2 separate regions of the Homo sapiens genome follow, and region 2 is linked to region 1. The links are chromatin contacts, found by Hi-C or POLR2A ChIA-PET in ENCODE. All regions are on one chromosome and are shown on one strand. The core of a region is the stretch at or near the end of the contact, and the rest is flanking DNA. Distances in the headings are between cores, read along the strand shown. Region 1 overlaps LOC105374928 (a long non-coding RNA gene). Region 2 overlaps LOC105374928 (a long non-coding RNA gene).

Region 1 (6,631 bases), core at 3,907-6,406:
AAGGCTTTTGGCAAAATTTAACAGCACTTCAGCTAAAAACTCTCAATAAACTAGGTATTGATGGAACATATCTCAAAACAATAGGAGCTATTTATGACAAACCCACAGCCAATATCATACTGAATGGACAAAAACTGGAAGCATTCCCTTTGAAAACTGGCACAAGACAAGGATGCCTTCTCTCACCACTCCTACATAGTGTTGGAAGTTCTGGCCAGGGCAATCAGGCAAGAGAAAGAAATAAAGGGTACTTCTTTAGGAAAAGAGGAAGTCAAATTGTCCCTGTTTGCAGATGACATGATTGTATATATAGAAAACCCCATCATCTCAGCCCAAAATCTCCTTAAGCTGATAAGCAACTTCAGCAAAGTCTCAGGTACAAAATCAATGTGCAAAAATCACAAGCATTCCTATACACCAATAACAGAGAGTCAAATCACTAGTGAACTCCCATTCACAATTGTTACAAAGAGAATAAAATACCATGGAATCCAACTTGCAAGGGATGTGAAGGACCTCTTCAAGGAGAACTACAAACCACTGCTCAACAAAATAAAGGAGGACGCAATCAAATGAAAGAACATTCTATGCTCATGGATAGGAAGAATCAATATCATGAAAATGGCCATACTGCCCAAGGTAATTTATAGATTCAATGCCATCCCCATCAAGCTACCAATGACTTACTTTCTTCACAGAATTGGAAACAACGACTTTAAAGTTCATATGAAACCAAAAAGGAGCCCACATTGCCAAGACAATCCTAAGCAAAAAGGACAAAGCTGGAGGCATCACACTACCTGACTTCAAACTATACTACAAGGCTACAGTAACCAAAACAGCATGGTACTGGTACCAAAACAGATGTATAGACCAATGGAACAGAACAGAGACCTCAGAAATAACACCACACATCTACAACCATCTGATCTTTGACAAACCTGACAAAAACAAGCAATGGGGAAAGGATTGCCTATTTAATAAATGGTGCTGGGAAAACTGGTTAGCCATATGTAGAAAGCTGAAACTGGATCCCTTCTTTACACCTTATACAAAAATTAATTCAAGATGGATTAAAGACTTAAATGTTAGACCTAAAACCATAAAAACCCTAGAAGAAAACCTAGGCAATACCATTCAGGACATAGGCATGGGCAAAGACTTCATGACTGAAACACCAAAAGCAATGGCAACAAAAGCCAAAATAGACAAATGGGATCTAATTAAACTAAGGAGCTTCTGCGCGGCAAAAGAAATTACCATCAGAGTGAACAGGCAACCTACAGAATGTGAGAAAATTTTTGCAATCTACCCATCTGACAAAGGGCTGATATCCAGAATCAACAGACTTAAACAAATTTACAAGAAATAAACGACCCCATCAAAAAGTGGGCAAAGGATATGAACAGACACTTCTCAAAAGAAGACATTTATGCAGCCAACAGACACATAAAAAATGCTCAAAATCACTGGTCATCAGAGAAATGCAAATCAAAACCACACTGAGATACCATCTCACACCAGTTAGAATGACAATCATTAAAAAGTCAGGAAACAACAGATGCTGGAGAGGATGTAGAGAAATAGGAAAGGTTTTACACTGTTGGTGGGAGTGTAAACTAATTCAACCATTGTGGAAGACTGTGGCAATTCCTCAAGGATCTAAAACTAGAAATATCATTTGACCCAGCAATCCCATTACTGGGTATATGCCCAAAGGATTATAAATCATGCTACTATAAAGACATATGCACACGTATGTCTATTGCGGCACTATTCACAATAGCAAAAACTTGGAACCAACCCAAATGTCCATCAATGATAGACTAGATTAAGAAAATGTGGCACATATACACCATGGAATACTATGCAGCCATAAAAAAGCATGAGTTCATGTCCTTTGCAAGGACATGGATGCAGCTGGAAACCATCATTCTGAGCAAACTGTCACAAGAACAGAAAACTAAACACCGCATGTTCTCACTCATAGGTGGGAATTGAACAATGAGCACACTTGGACACAGGGTGGGGAACATCACACCCGGGGGGCCTGTCGTGGGGTCGGGGGGAAGGGGAGGGATAGCATTAGGAAAAATACCTAACGTAAATGACGGGTTACTGGGTGCAGCAAACCAACATGGCACATGTATACCTACGTAACAAACCTGCACGTTGTGCACATGTACCCTAAAACTTAAAGTATATATATAAAAAATACTATTCAGTAGGATTTTATTAATTCTGTATGTTAAGAATATGCTGTATGCATTAACTTTTCATTTACTGAGCAAAAGTTTTTTGATTTTGGTATTTGGTTAATAAATGAACAATAATTTTATTCTATAATGTTCAGAATATTTTAGAATTCATTTGGTGTTGTCGAGCAAAAAATTTATGAAAGGATATAGCTCATTTATTTTTCTTTTCAATTATATTTCATGAAGTTCAAGTGTGAAGGTATAGTTTGTGCTCATCAATTAATATATCCTGTCATGCCTAAAAATGTTGGATTTATACTTTTCTATAGTCCTAATATTTAACTTGAAAATCTTCTTGGGGACTTCTTTTAAGTTCAGTGTTTCTAAGAAGTTCTTAGTTTGTTAATTTTTTTCCAAGCTGATTTAGAAACTTTTTGAATGCATCTTAAAATTTTTTGAAGAAATACATTTTTTCTTTGTGTGCTATAAAGTACTCCAGTACTCCTTTAGAATACGTGTATGAGGTAACAGAACTAACATCTTTGTGGAAACTGCTTTTCTTGTGTAGTTACCTTATTGCGCCTATTGTGTCTGGGAGAAGTCACTGATTTTTCTGGATATTCTCCAAATGTCTTTACCAGTGTTTAGCATTATAATAGGAGTCAAGTCTTTTTTTTTTCCACTATAATTTCAGATCGTGAATGTACTCCAGAATAAATATAGTACATAGTTTGTCTTTGCAATGCAAAACCTCAGTCATGTGCCTCCCCACCCCTCCTGGGGGTTAATATTAGGAATTAGAATAAGTCAATGAAATATGGGAACATATTTCATGATCTCACTCATGGCCTGCTTGAGAGGGCCTGAAATAACTACTGAGTAAAAAATAATATTAATCTTAATTGAATTTTCCTAAAGTTAATTGTGATAATGGTTATTTTTCTACTAGGTAAATCAACTGCTTTTTTGAGAATAAATGCCTAAATGAAATCCTGCTTATTTCAATCTATTTAATGCATCTTTAACCTTGAATCAGCATTAGAGTTGTGGCTGTTTTTATTATTATAATTTAACCTCAGTTTTAATATCATATTTAGATTAACTATTTAACAGCTGAACTTGTAATAGCTGTGCATGTTGAGGGCCGCTTCCTGCTAATACCTTTGATTTTCTGTCTGGGGACTTCCTTTTTGACCACTGGGGCATGAATGCCCTGCTCATACAAAGGCTAAGCCAGGAGTGCAGGGGAATTAACTTCAGAAACAGCTCACAAGCAGTGTTAAGGGGGAAGCTAGTAATGACTATCACAGTTTTCTCACCCCTTCATCTGATTAACTTTGAGGCATATTCTACCTCAGTACTTTACAAACTTTATCATTTGGGGATCCTGTTAAAAATTCACATCCTGATTCAGTGGATTTGTGGTAGAGCTTCAGATGATGATGATGATGATGATGATGATGATGATGATGATGATGATGGTCCGCTTTGAGTAGCAGGCTCTACACTGTCTCTCAGAATTCCCCAGTGGAATTCAGCTTCATTTGCCCTCAGTGGTAACTTTCTTGATTATTCTCCTTTGGTTGGTTTTCTTCTCTTGCCTGTTTCTCACTTCTCTATTCCCCTACTAGTGTTTCCTACTTGCATGTGAATTCTTATTTCAGGTTGCTTCTGGGGTAACCCAAGCCAAGAATATGCATCTATCTATTTATCTATCTGCTCACCTATCCATCCATCTATTCATCTACATCTATCCATCCATCCATCCATCCATCCATCCATCCATCCATCCATCCATCCATCCATTTACCTATCTATCTAGCTATGTAATGCATTCATCTATCTTCTATTTATCTATTTATGTAATCTATTTATCTATCTTATCTATCATGTGTCTAATATATTCATTTATCCACCTATCTATTCATCTACCTAATCTATTCATCTATGTATCTACTATTTATCTAATCTATTCATCTATCCATCTATCTAATCTGTCTACCTACTTACCTACCTATCTGGAACATAGCAACAGAGCACAGCCTCTTAAAAAATCCAGTAAATTGAAGAGCTGAAAGAGAAAGAATGAAGACATACTGGAGGGGGTGGAAAGGAAAAGTTGATGACTACCACCTAAAGGGACTTTTTCTTCCTCCTTGTGTCATTTTCAACAGGATGTGGTATCATGGAGCTCTGGTGAAAGAAGAGACTAGGCAGTTAGCTATGGCTACATAAATGGGACAGCTCCAGAAGTCCATGGAGGGATCCCCTTTCTACTAGGAAAGATGGGCAAGGACTTTATGCCTGATTCTATTATTCAGGGCACATTGCTGACAGGGTTGGCCAGTGAGGCCATAGAGAGAAGGCAGGCCAAATGCTAATCTTGGAAAGGACGGAAATCAGCATAAGCAGAGAGACACAGGGTGAAGTGGTAGCGGAGAGCGGATGCCACAGTGTGTGGGCTTGTGGGTCAGCCCTATTAAAGGGAGGAAATCAGTAAATGGGCTTGCAGATGGTTACCCAAGATTTCTTCATGACTTTGTGCAGCCTGTACAATGTATGCTCCTTATCTTGTGGGAGTGTAATTGAGAGCCCTGGACTTCCTCAGCTCAGATCCCAACTCTGCCACCTCCTGGTTATGCTACCTTAGCATGTGTATTCAACCTCTTTAAGCATCGGTCTTCCCATCTATGTAGTGGGGACAGTAATTCCTATTTCATGGGATTGTCATAAAAATTAAATGAGATATTTTGTACAAAGTGCTGCCTTTATTACAGCTGGAGGATAAGAGAGCAGCCCTGATACTGTAAATATTCCCAAGAATGATGAGGAAATGACGGTGGACCTTTTACTTGATTCCAGCGTTATGAACACACACACACATACACACACAGATATAAGCACACATATGTTTAATAGCATATAGGTAGAAAGCCACAGGAGCGGTAATACCCTGATTATGTAAATCAACCCCAGCTCTAACAGCTAAAAAACCCTACTGCTGCTCTTAGCTATGCATGAAATCACCCCCATGAAACTTCTTTGAATAAAGCAAACATCTGTTCTTGGTGGAATGCAAAAGAGAAACTTTATTTGAAGTTCCTGCTTCCCCTTCTCATTAAAAGTATTTCGAGCACTATTAAAATAGTTTCTGCCAAGAGCACTTTTTGTGCTCTTCAGTTTCTTAGGTTCACTGGCCTGAGAACCAGCATTCAGCATTCTTAGTCCCACCATAGCTGGGAGTCTGGGGTCTGGGAAAGGGATAGAGTCAGTTTGTTTTTGCCATCAAGACCCTCTGATCGCCTCAGATGGTCTCACCTGCTATTGCTTCTTTCCCGTCCTGACAGGTTGATATTCTGGAAGCAAGATCTTGGAAGGCCAAGGACAGGTCATTTCTTAGGACTGTGCAAAAGAGAATCAGTCTTTACAGTAAGCTATTTGATTCTAGTAGTTCTTTCATCTCAGTCTTTTGAAAGCAACTTCCCCTCTTTAACCAACACCTGCCATGGCCTCTTCATGAGCCGAAGAAGGTGAGTGCTGATGGAAATCCCAGATGTGGCCAAAACTCCCCAGCAGCAGACAGGTCAAAGGTCTTTTGTACCCTTTCCCGTAACGGGTGGCACTTGATCTTCAGAGTGGCTTACACTGTTCAAGAGGGTTTGAATCATAAGACATTTGGGGTTAAAAAAAAAAACCTGTCATTTTGCATTTTGATTTTTGTAGAGCCAACTACAACGTATTTGAAAATTGTGTTCTTGAAATAAGCCTGTAATAGTAGGTGTCAAAAGTATCAGAGATAAAATGTCTACTCTTTTAGTGGCGTAAGTTGTCGTTGTTTCAAATTACATTTCCTTGTACTATATGATGGATGTACTATGCACACACACTTTATCACACACGTGTGTGTGTGGGAGTGGAAATGTGTAGGTAGTCAGAGAGGGAAGAATAAAGAATTCATGCTAATGTCTAAATAAATGAATTAATTAGTGAAATAAATAGATTCCTGTTTACACTATACTACAATTTTTAAGGATAACCAGTTGTTAATTAATACACTGGACTTGAAGGAGACTCATTTGTGTTGAAACATGAAATGTTTGTCCTCTCTCCTTCTCCCTCCCACCTGGAAAACATGAAAGATCTGCAACTCACACATACTAGTGTAATTTAAACACACTTTGAAAGAATTGATAGGCTGGGCGTTGTGGCTCACGCCTGTAATCCCAGCACTTTGGGAGGCTGAGGCAGGCGGATCACGAGGTCAGGAGATCCAGACCATCCTGGCTAACACAGTGAAACCCCGTCTCTACTAAAAATACAAAAGAATTAGCCAGGCGTGGTGGCAGGCACCTGTAGTCCCAGCTACTCGGGAGGCTGAGGCAGGAGAATGGTGTGAACCCGGGAGGCAGAGCTTGCAGTGAGCCGAGATTGCG
Region 2 (6,760 bases), core at 2,035-4,534, 36 kb after region 1:
CAGCCTCCCGAGTAGCTCAGACTACAGGCGCATGCCACCACGCCTGGCTAATTTTTGTGTTAGTAGAGATGGGGTTTCACCATATTGACCAGGCTGGTCTTGAACTCCTGACATCAGGTGATCCACTGGCCTCGGCCTCCCAAAATGCTGGGATTACAGGCGTGAGCCACCGTGCCCGGCCAGTTTGATTACTGTTTTAAAGAGACGAGAGAACTAATGTGAGCAAAGGGGCCAGGTAAGGAAAAGATGACTCCGGTATCCTTGAGTAAACTCTCTGTATCCAGGTGGTCAATTTCTGATCCAGTTCATTAGCACCCATGACTGATGGAATAATTTTGCAAGGCCTGGTTTGGCAAAAGTACAGGAAGAAGGCATAGCTCTATGAGTTGAATGGAAGTCTAGAGGTACAGAAAAGGGTGGAGTTGGCCTGCCTATGAGATCATTCTAACATTGGCATGTAGAGGGGGAGGGTGTGAACTATGCTAATTTGTTATAAAAATGAGCGGAACCTTCGAGCCGGCTTCTGCTTTGAACATCCCTCCTGATCTCAGCAAGCTGCCTCCACCAGAGAAGGGCTGCCATGCTGGGAAACTCCATCCAGTGACTCCATCCCTTGGAAACATGCCCGTTTGAAAAAAGTACTACCCTGCTTAAAGATTCTAAATCTTGCCTTAATCCACTTCAGATTGAACTATTGCCAAAAAGGTACTTATTCAGAGTCTTTCACCTATGAAACCAAGATGCCGTGTGCCCATTGTAAATTCAGATGTGTCCAGTCACATGTTTAGTAGAGACATTTCAGGATGTAATTTACATAGTCATCAAACTGTGAGCTGCACACCAGCTTTGTAGGTTTGGGTTTAAAGTTGCTTGAACAATCCAAGGTCAGTTTGGGAACTAGCATGGGCTGAGCCTGCTAATGTGGGTGCATCGGAGGTGCAAGGGCAATAGGGTGGGCTTACCATGGTATGTTATTTGCCTGAGGAGTGAATGCCTTATGAGGAAGAAGTCATCCCCAGGTAGAGTATACAGATCTGGGCCACAAAACATGGTTTTTCGTCATTTTTGGAGAGACTGGGTAGTACGAATGGCTGCTCATACTGCTGTATGCCTGAACAGGCCCTCATAGACATGATAAAGGACCCTAAGGAGATGAGCCCCAAGAAGACAGCCTAGCAATGGAGGATAATAGTCACAGGGACAGAGGCTGCCTCCCTGCCTACCTCATCACACTCTAGCCACTGCACTGACAGGCTACCAAGTGCATGGAATGAGGTCATGGCCATTTGTGGGAAGTGCTTAGTAGTGACCCGAAAATCCTGCTGTCAGTATCAGTGACTGTGGGACCCAGCCAAGTACCCTCTAAAGAGTTGCAGCAGGCTTGTCACCATAGCTACTGTGGATTCACAAGGCTGTTTTGAGGATCCAGGGGAACTTCTCGAGAGCATGTGCACAATTGTCCCTGGGAATTTCCGAAACTAGCTGGGAGAGATTGGAGATGTTCTGAGGCTCTCATGCTCCACAATTTGTGGTTAAGCCAAAGAAGACAGCCTTTGCCAGTACTAGTGTGTCAAAGAAAAATATGTCACGTATACATTCTATGAGCACAAAGTGATGAGACAGGGCCATAAGTTAAGCATGGGAATCAGTCTCATCCCTGACAGACACACGTTAGGTAGGAACATGATTCTACTGATTTACCATATAATTGTGTTTGGCTTTCTTTTGTGTTAGTCCCAGCATAAGATAGATAGGGTTTGAGCTGATCACGCCTTACTTGAGCTGATCACACCTTACTTTCTCCCTCAGTTCTTGTGGTTAATTAGCAAGATGACAGGTCAGCTAGGGTATGGGTGGAGTCAAAGTTGTAGGATACCCTCAGAAAATCAGCTCTTCAGAGTTCAAGCTGCCTCCATCCTTTCTGACATTTGATTTATCCCCTACCAGGCTATGAAGCCTTGACTTTATAGTATAAACCTCTAATCAGATAAGCGGATCACAAAACCATCTTTATTCTCAAGACCACTGCTCTATTGCCCTAACCATCCTTGAGCCATCTCAGGGTAGAGGCATCAGCCTTCAGGAGTTACATAGGCACTGGCAGATCATCATAATAAGGACGGGTTGCCAACCTGCTCAGGTTACAGTGAATGCTGATGGGTAGAGTCTGCTTTGAATTTCTCTGACAAGAGGGAGATACAATGTATTTGGTTCACCCAATTCATTTTAAGGGATTTGGTTCCCAGATTTCCTGCAATCGGAATCATGGCCCATTTTCACAGCCACTAGAGCATTAAATTCGTGTATACAAAATAAAGGACTAGAAAACATGTAAACCTAAAAATGTTTAAGCTAAAATTGTGGTACAGATGTTATCTGAGTCCCATAAATCAGTATTCAGAAATATTGTCTTACTGTCAGAAGCAAACAGCAAACAGAGACTTGCATTAGCTATGTGTCTAGATAATGGCAAAAATTAAGTACAGTATTGTTTAGAAATCATAGGCTGGCAGATCTCTTTTCCTTTTCAGGGTTTAAAGAAAGCATAACCTTCTCTGTTGCATTTAACAAAGGAAAAAAAAGGATTTTCTTGTTTTTTGTGCGTACACCCTGCCTAGGGATGAGTTATTCATCAAAATAAGCTTCCTTGTGTTTTAGAATTTGAGAATTTAGAATACTGAGCATTCTCTAACACATCGCCCTAAACATGCTAGTTTGATTCTGAAGCCTTTTTTCCATTTTGTCAAGTTCACCCTCTGAAAGGGACAGTGAAAAATTAGGGGTTGGCTCCACCTGGTGCTTTGATTAGAAAATTACACCTCCATGTATGAGGGCTGTCAACGGACAGTGTGCCCTCTTGCGCACGGAAACAGTAAAAATACTACATAAATATTACTTAAAAATACTAAAACTACCCCACAAGAGTGACCAGTTAACTCACTTTCCATGCAGGGTGCTAAGGACTATTTTTGTATGGTTGTTTTAGTGTCTGTTGCTATGGAACAAATCATCTTAAAATATAGAAGCTTAAGACAACAAAATCATTTATTATCTCCCACGGTGTCTATGGGCCAGGAATTCAGAAGGAGCTCTGTCGGGTGGTTCTGCCTGGAGGCTTCTTTCACATGAGATCGCAATCAGACAGTACTTGGGGTTATTGTAAAGCCTCATTCGCTCCCGTGTCTGGTGTCTGAGCTGATAAGACTGGACAGGCTGGGGTGGGAGCTTCTCTCTGTCTCTATGTAGTCCCTCTTTAGGGTTTCTCAAGCATAGCCAGACTTGTTTCATGTTGGCTCAGAACATCCAAGGTGGTGTCCCCAGAAAGAGAGCCAGGAGGAAGCCGTGTTGCTTTTTATGATCCAGCCTCAGAGGTCAGGAAATGTCACTTCTGCTGTGTTCTGTTGATAGAGGTAATTGCAAACGTCTACCCAGGTTCAAGGGAAGGGAACATAGCCTCCACCCCTCAATACAGGAATGTCAGTGTCACGTCAGAAGAAGAGCATGTGGGATGGGATATATATTTGTGCATCATCTTTGTAAAAATACAATCAACCACAATTGTTTTATTTAATCATCCTTCACCGTAAATGAAGTTGCTTCGATATATCATTATCCCAATTTTACATTTAAGTGAAAGCAGAAGGAAACATTAAAGATCTTCTTACGCCCTTTCGGTGTCATACTAGAGCATTGCCTAATAAGCTGTCAAAAGTGTCATCTGTACACGATTCTCAGTCTTGGCGCTATTGAAATTTTGGTCTGGGTAATTCTTTGCCGTGGGGGCTGTTCAGGGCGTAATAGGTCATTTAGCAGTATCCCTGGCCCCTGCCCACCAGACACCAGTAGCACACCTTCATCCCTTTAGTTGCGATAGCCACAAATGTCTCCAGACATTGTCAGATATCTCTGGGGTGAGGAGAGGGCAAATGTTCCCCCAGTTGGGAAGTTTTACAGGAAGAAAGTTACTTTGATTATTTGCTATTGATGAAGGTGAGACTCTTGTAAAGTTAATGTTAACTTGTGGAGGATCATTATGTTGCAATTCATTTCTGTCCAGTAGGAAATATAAATCCTACAGATTATAGTTGTGTTGTTTTATAATTTACCAGTTTCAACTTCACTTGCAGTCTTATTCCAGCATTCTTTTTGTTCATTGACTATATATAGTAATTTTTCTTCTCCTTCTTCATTCATTGATAAGTTAAATAAACCTTTGTCACATGTGTGCATACACACACACACACACACACAAACGCACACACACACCAGCTCCTTGGCAGAATGCAGAGTGAGAATTCTCTCCAATATGGGGATATGGAGCTATTATGATCTCCCTTCAAGAAAGAACTTGTAGATTAGCTGTGAGGGTGCAGTTAGGTGATGGCCTTGGTTGCAGTGCCTCTGGTTGCTTAGCCACAGCAGTTGAGCTGAGGCCATGCTTTTCCTAGGCAGACCTTTAACAGCTAATGAGCACAGTGGGCGTGCCAGGGCCTGGCCCTTTCTGTTCATCATGGAACTTCTCCAACAGGCAGCCTTTGCTCTGGAGCTCTCTGTTGGGCTGGCTGAGACTTTTGCAGGACAGCACTGCAGTTTGAGACTCTTCCTAACTAACCCTCCTTCTCCCTCCCCTTTCACAGGTGACAGACCTGCATCTCTAGCCTTTTTGTGCTTCAGGCACAACTCAAAGCTGCCAATAATCATGTTGCCCAATTTGTGAGCTGGAACTGCAGTCTTTTTGTTTTTTTGAGACGGAGTCTGGCTCTTTCGCCCAGGCGGGACTGCAGTGGCGCTATCTTGGCTCACTGCAAGCTCCGCCTCCCGGGTTCACACCATTCTCCTGCCTCAGCCTCCTGAGTAGCTGGGATTACAGGCGCCTGCCACCGCGCCTGGCTAATTTTTTTTTGTATTTTTAGTAGAGATGGGGTTTCTCCGTGTTAGCCAGGATGGTCTCAATCTCCTGACCTCGTGATCCGCCCGCCTCGGCCTCCCAAAGTGCTGGGATTACAGGCGTGAGCCACCACGCCTGGCCTGGAACTGCAGTCTTAAGTGTGGCATGAGTTGCCTTCAGAACCCAAAGAGGCCTACCAGGCACTTCTTTTTTGAGGTATGAGATATAAGATGCAGCAATTTATCGTTTGCTTTGGAGGGAATATTCCAGCATGAACCTAACCACTGGATTCCTTAAATCCTCATTCATCTTTTCCTCTCTGGAGCATGAGTGTTTTACCAAGACCTCCAGCATACTAGCCACCTCTTGCTTCTTCTGGCCAATGAACATGATGTCATTGATGCAGTGGATGGGTTTGATGTTCCGTGGGTTCAGGTGATCTAGATTATTTCAGACTATTATGGCAAAGGGCAGCTGAGTTAAGATAGCTCTGAGGCAAAGCAATAAATGAATATTGGAGTCTGTCCACGTGAATGTGAATTGTTCCTGATCTTTTTTTCTAATATGGATAGAAAAGGCACATTCACCAAATAGACAACCACATGCCACGGGCCTGCGGCCTGTTTAATGTGCTCCAGCTGTGATCCCACCTCTGGCACAGCAGCCGCAGTCGACCACCATGTGATTGAAACTGTACTCATCTGTTGTCATTCTTCAGAGTCCATCCACTTCCTGCTGGGGGAGACTAGCAATTAAAAAGAGATATGATAGAGACGACCAATCCCTATTTTGTATTTACCATCTTGCCTGGGGGACAGTTTCGGAGTTTCCATTTGGCCTCTCCCACTATGATAGCACTTCCTCACTGACCAAGGAACAAATATAGGGTTTACTCCAACTGCCAAGTACATTCATTCCAGTGATACATGGAAATGGAGAAATGCTTCCTGGGTGAGTCTACAGGTTCTGTGGGCCCACTCTGTGCCAGACCCAGCTAGGACTCCATTCATTACTTGATTCTTATAAGGCCCCACTTCAACAAGGGGTCCGGGTGTCAAGGTCAACTCGGAACTTGTGTGCAATAGTCTAGACCTTCCCTTTCCCTGGCATACAGTCACCTAAGCAAATGGTCGTGGGTCCCTTTAGGGAAGGATGGGACAAGTCATCTCGATATAAACTTGTTGCAGTGTTGCAGGGTACTTATTCTTAGGGACCTGGCTGTCTTTTTAGTCAATGGATTTTGGACCTGAAAATTGGCTCAGTTCCTAGAATTGAGGAAAGTATCCTGACTTTTTACTGGGGCAATTGCTGTCAGCCTCTTGCCCCTCCTTTCTTGCCTTTTCTCGTTGTAGATGTTAAGCGTCAGCCTTGTTTGCCCTTATCTATTTTGCCTGTGGGAATGCCATGCTCCAGTATCCATCCCTCCACCTCCTTGAAGGTCAAGCCCCTTTGATGCCTCTGATCTTCCCGGTCGTTACAGTAACTGTGGACTCTGGGTTTCTAGTGGTTAAGCTTGGCCACTTGGTCTCTCATTCTGAGGCCTTACTATCCTCATGAATATTAATTACCTAGCTCTGTGACAGCAACCACTGAACATAGATGAGGCCTGATGTTTTGGTGAATGGGCCTTCCTGTGGGACATACTCCTCTGGTTAGTGTCCAGGTTTCACATAATATATCCATTCTAGCACATCTCACCTCTTTATGCTTTCCTCTAGCTTCTGCCAGGGAAACTCAGGCATTTGCACTGAGTCATTGGCTCGGGGGAGCTGGCAGGAAGCATGGATTTAGCATAAAGGTGGTGGTGCGTCACAAAGGACAGCAGTTGGGCCATAAGTCAGTTATGCTTCTGAAGCAGCAGACCAACATGGT

What was found. A loop is a pair of places that touch in the nucleus more often than their neighbours do. ChIA-PET counts read pairs that join two places held with the same protein, here RNA polymerase II (POLR2A). Pooled maps may share reads with other maps.
Region 2: a map of GM12878 shows a loop between it and region 1 (3-fold over the local background). The contact joins two enhancer-like sites. A Hi-C loop is called at or near these places in 3 of 168 maps with a recorded cell type or tissue (B cell, GM12878 and OCI-LY7), 34 of 37 single-sample maps with no recorded cell type and 13 of 50 pooled maps. POLR2A ChIA-PET finds 5 or more read pairs at or near these places in 3 of 52 experiments (GM12878, OCI-LY7 and activated B cell).

Annotation. Positions count from the first base shown.
Region 1 is chr6:11,455,740-11,462,370 of GRCh38, forward strand. All of the region lies in intron 1 of LOC105374928 (a long non-coding RNA gene), which reads left to right. Among named protein-coding and RNA genes, the nearest start is that of TMEM170B, 79 kb to the right of the region's middle. RefSeq lists an enhancer at 4,483-4,672. Within about 2 kb of position 5,157, at least 7 of the 41 ENCODE cell types and tissues checked have a DNase peak (open chromatin) inside an H3K27ac peak, as active enhancers do; they include GM12878, where a contact is called at or near this core.
Region 2 is chr6:11,493,592-11,500,351 of GRCh38, forward strand. The region is part of intron 3 of LOC105374928 (a long non-coding RNA gene); the gene reads left to right. Among named protein-coding and RNA genes, the nearest start is that of TMEM170B, 41 kb to the right of the region's middle. Within about 2 kb of position 3,285, at least 3 of the 41 ENCODE cell types and tissues checked have a DNase peak (open chromatin) inside an H3K27ac peak, as active enhancers do; they include GM12878, where a contact is called at or near this core.